Regions from separate parts of the Mus musculus genome. Here region 2 is linked to region 1. A link is a loop called in an ENCODE intact Hi-C map of the cell type or tissue named here. Cell type or tissue: heart. All regions are shown on one strand.

What was found. A loop is a pair of places that touch in the nucleus more often than their neighbours do. Peaks named below come from ENCODE experiments on the same cell type or tissue, not always from the same donor. Only the 100,000 strongest peaks of a DNase experiment are listed, where the experiment ranks them.
Region 2: it touches region 1 in a loop (2.2-fold over the local background); 2 of 42 quality-filtered maps call a loop at or near these places.

The regions. Positions count from the first base shown.
Region 1 is chr7:102,416,323-102,418,822 of GRCm38, reverse strand. All of the region lies in intron 6 of Stim1 (stromal interaction molecule 1), which reads right to left. Among named protein-coding and RNA genes, the nearest start is that of Rrm1, 24 kb to the left of the region's middle. In heart, a CTCF peak has its summit at 1,175 (motif pointing right); a DNase peak (open chromatin) is centred at 1,212.
Region 2 is chr7:102,332,834-102,335,333 of GRCm38, reverse strand. The region is part of intron 1 of Stim1 (stromal interaction molecule 1); the gene reads right to left. Among named protein-coding and RNA genes, the nearest start is that of Stim1, 66 kb to the right of the region's middle. In heart, no CTCF peak of the experiment used is centred here; a DNase peak (open chromatin) is centred at 1,473; H3K27ac peaks cover 446 bases.

The sequences.
Region 1 (2,500 bases):
ACACCAGAAGAGGGCATCAGATTTTTGTTACAGATGTTTGTGAGCCACCATGTGGTTGCTGGGATTTGAACTCAGGACCTTTGGAAGAGCAGTCAGTGCTCTTAACCCCTGAGTCATCTCACCAGCCCTTGCCTGGTCTTCTTAAGTTAATAGGAACCATCAAGTTATCAGGAACTAGGACATGGGGATAATGGAAAGGAGAAGAGATTTAGAATGCTGGATTAGCCTGAGTGAGGTACTGGGTTTGGTCCAAATGAGGGGAAGGTGAGAAAGGAGAGGGTGGAAAGTCAGAGACGAGGATGGAAGGGGGATGTGAAAGGAAAAAGAAAAGGAAGAAGGAAGGAAGAGGCCAGTAAGGTAGCTCAGTGGTAAAGGTATTTGCTACCAAGCATAACTGAATGATATCAAGGCCGCATATGGTAGAATGAGAGAACAGACTCTGGTATGTTATCTTCTGACCTGTATACCCACACCATGGTTTATATTCACTTCCTCCAGCACGTGCACACACAGAGAGAGAGAGAGATAAATGTATGTAATAAAATATTTTTAAAAGAAAAAAGCTGGGCATGGTGGCGTACACCTTTAATTCCAGCATTCTGGAGTAGAGGTAGGTAAATCTCTGTGAGTTCCAGACCAGCTAGGGCTATACAATGAAACACCATTTAAAAGAAAGAAAGAAAGGAAAAGAAAAGAGAGATAGTGTTTAGAATTGAGGTAGAGAAAGGCCAGATGTGGTGGCATGTGCTTGTAGTCACTTAAGAGGTAGAGACATGAAGATCAATGAAGTTCAAGACGAACCTGGTCTATATCCAAGATCCAGGCTAGCCAGTGAGACATCACTATCATCACCAAAAGTAGTAAAAAGAAAGAGAAAATATAGACAATAGAATTAAAAGCCCCCTTGGGGATACTGTCTATTTAGTTAAAAAGAAAATATCAGGCGATGAATATCTGGTGATGAATAAACCCAACACTCAGAAGGTAGAGGCAGGAAGATGAATTCAGTCACCCTTGGCTAAAAATCAACAGAGAAAATGGATGACTAAAAGGCACATCAGACTTGTCTGTGGCCACGGCGCTGGTAAGAATAAACAGTGGGCTACCAGCAGTGCTGCAACACAAACAATTTTCTACCTACTGTGCCCTTGGAGAAGGAGTTGCTTTTCCTTAGAATGGACGCCAGATGGCGATACATGCACAGCTAACAAAAACATCAGAGGTGCCATTTCCCCCATCTCCAGTCTTGCTGATGTCTACTGTCCCATGACCCAACTGCAAGAAGCTGTACCACCAGAGAGTCAATTCTTCACTGAAATGCTGTTGCTTTCAATACAGTCTCTCCTGAAAAAGCCAGTATTACCACACCCTTCTATTACAGAAAAGTGGACCTACTATGTAGTAAAGACAGAGATCAATATATAATATTATGTGGAGAAATGAGTAAATAAATGTACAATTAAGCACTGTCCTGCTCAAAGCAACCAATCAATAAGGAAGAAAATTAAGCAGCCCGACTGAAATCTCATGACTGTGGCTCCAACACTTGTGTGACTAGGGACATTTCACCTGCTTCTTCATAGCAAGAAGGAAACAAAATTCTTTTTTTTTTTTTTTTTTTTTTAAGAGTCATTTCTTTTTTTTTTTTTTTTTTTAAAGATTTATTTATTTATTATATGTAAGTACACTGCAGCTGTCTTCAGACACTCCAGAAGAGGACATCAGATCTTGTTACAGATGGTTGTGAGCCACCATGTGGTTGCTGGGATTTGAACTCTGGACCTTTGGAAGAGCAGTCGGGTGCTCTTACCCACTGAGCCATCTCACCAGCCCGGAAACAAATCTTGCTTGACTCAAAGAATTATTTTGAAACCAGTGAAATCCTAGTTGTAATGTATATGCACTGTTACATTAACTCACACCAAAACTTCATGATAACAGTATCTTGCTGTGCATTTCTAGAGATATGAGGGACAAAGTGGCATGTGGCCTCTGTACTCTGTCAGAGAAGGGCTTGTGTGTGTATGCACAAGTCCTGGGGGGTGGGGGGTCTGTCTGTTGCTTGGTGCTACAGGGGTCATTAAGCTCAGGAGGATTAGGAGAGCAGGGAGGGCTGGAAGCTTAAGTTTTATCCCCAAACTTGGAATGCCTCTTGCTTAGATTCTTTTGTCTTTGGAATGAAAACAGTGCATGTTTTTCAGATAAATGAAGTATGGGAATTGTTTAGACAGCAGCAGTTAGCCCCTAGTTGGCAAAGGGCACAAAAGCAAAGTAACCATGAATCAGCTTAGAAATCAAACTGCTCTTGCTCTCTAAAAGCTCATAGAAATGAATCTGTTGAAGCTGCTGCTGCTGCTGCTGGAGAGTGTCAAAACTCAGAGCTCAGGGTTGGAGAAATGGCTCAGCAGCCCTCTTCTTCCAACATGTGGGTTCTGGAACTAAACTTAGCCTATCAGTTTGGCTGCACCTTTACTGGCTAAAGTACCTTCCAGGCAGACCT
Region 2 (2,500 bases), 83 kb after region 1:
GGTCACTATGTTTATCTAAAATTTATTTCTGTTTTATTACTTTTGATTTTGATTTTTTTTTTGAGATAGGACTTTATGTCTTCTAACTCTTGGTCTTTCCACACTCACTTTCCTGTCGTAGGATCAAAGGTATGTGCCACCATAACCAATGTTTGTCTTTTTTTTTTTTTTTTTTTTTTTTTTTTACAGTATTGGGAATTTGAACCCAAGCCAACAGGCATGCTAGGCAAATATTATACTGATAAGATACATCATCAGCCTTGAGACTTCATCTTTTAAAAAGGAAAAAAGAAAAGAAAAAAGAAATGCTTAACCAAGCTATGTGGTGGTGGCACACGCCTTTAATCCCAGCACTCGGGGCAGAGGCAGGCAGATCTCTTGAGTATGAAGTCAGCCTGGTCTACAGAGTTCCAGAACAGCCAGGGCTACACAGAGAAACCCAGTCTCAAAAAAAAAAAAAAAAAAAAAAAAAAAAAAGACGAGGGGGCTGGCAAGATGGCTCAGCGGTTAAGAGCACTGACTGCTCTTCCGAAGGTCCTGAGTTCAAATCCCTGCAACCACATGGTGGCTCACACCCACCCGTAATGAGATCTGACGCCCTCTTCTGGTGCATCTGAAGACAGCTACAGTGTACTTATGTATAATAATAAATAAATCTTTGGGCCTGAGTGAGCGAGGCCGACTGGAGAGAGCAGAAGTCCTAAAAATTCAATTCCCAACAACCACATGAAGGCTCACAACCATCTGTTCTGCTACAGTGTACCCATATACACAAAATAAATAAATAAACTTTAAAAAAAAGAGAAAGAAAGAAAGAAAGAAAGAAAGAAAGAAAGAAAGAAAGAAAGAAGGAAGGAAGGAAGGAAAACCCTTGCCCAAAGACACATATTTTAAATATAGTCCAAACTTTTACCTCTTCAGTTTTATTCCCACTGCATCTTGCATGTGCCTACAGGTTGACCCAATGTAGGACCTGACTTTTGATTCAAAGTTTGCTGTTCTCTTTCTTCTTTCCTCAAATCATTAATTAGCCTTTCAGATCCAGGTCCTCCTTGCAAAAGGAGTGAGATAAATAGATCTCCCAAAAGTTTTCTGTCAACCACACATCAGTCACTGTGTCTGTAAACTTAACTTTTATTCTCCTGTAATTGTTGTCTCCAAGGTTTACTGTCTCTGTCTACTAACCTAGGCCTAGTCCTGGAAGCTTTGAACCTCTGTACAATCTTATCTAGGCCTAGAATATTTTTAGTCTCAGAGAATACACTCACCCTTTCTAGTTCTTTCTGAGCTCTAGTTGGCTGATTCAACTCAGCTGTTCTGACTCAAACGCCTCTTAAGGCTGACTGACTGAATCTGGATTCTCTCTCAGCCTCTGACTTAATTGGTCTGCTTGGCCTCATATTAACTTTGACAGTCTGTTCTAATCTTCTGACTTCTCATTCTCTGGCTTGTTCTGTCTTCACCCGTGTCTGGCGTGTTCTCTCTGCATCCTGTCTCTGCACAACTGCCCCGGTAAAACTGCTTCCTTCCCTTTCCTTCTCCCTCTGCCCTGGCCTTCAAGTAGCTTCCCTTTCCTCTCTCTTCTCCTGGGAGTTGGGCAGATCCTATCCTGTCTTATTCTGTCAAATCGTTCTCACTTTTTCTGCCACTCAATTAGACATCACTTACAAACATGGGTGCTTTCTTCTACAAGCTAACTTTATCTTTGTTTTTTGGGATTAGGTTTGTTCTTAGGTGTGTACAAAGGGCACGTCTGAATTCCAGACAGAAGGATTAAAGGTGTGTTAAGGCTGAGCTACACCACAATTAGAAACAGGGTTTTTGTTTTGTTTTGTTTTGTTTTTTCAGTAAATAACACAGTGTGATCAAATATTCTGCAACATATATATTATCTCATTTAATTTTCTCAGCCTATGGTATCAGTATTATTGTCCCTATTTTGACAAAGAAAAAAGCAGGGGTAAAAATGGTTAATATGAAGGCCTACTAAACACAGTTCAATCCTCAAGAACACACATTATACTCATAGATCAATGCATCCCTCAACACTCATCTGAGAGGCAATAGATGCTGATTAACACAGAGACCCATAACTAGCCAAGGATTGGTAAGAGAATAAGAGACCTCAGAATGGTCAACCTTCAATGGAATATGTGTACTGTACCCCCTCCTACAAAGGCTTAGGGAGTCATTGCTGAAGAAGAGTAAAGAGTGTGAGAGCCAGAGGCAGCAGTTGACAACTGGAAACTGTATTCTGGACACAGCAGGGCAGCTGCTCATATGAACTCACAACAGTTGTGAATACATACACAAAACTTGTGCAAGTCCAAGCCATACCAAATCCCAGCATGCAGATGGAAGTTGGACAATCCTACTATTTATGGACCCACTGGCAATTGCTAGCAACTAGGAAAGGGAGAAACAGTTTTGTCTATGAGTGTAGCCCTTGTTAAGTCAACTATGCTCAACTGGAAGACCACACACATATCCAAGAATATTT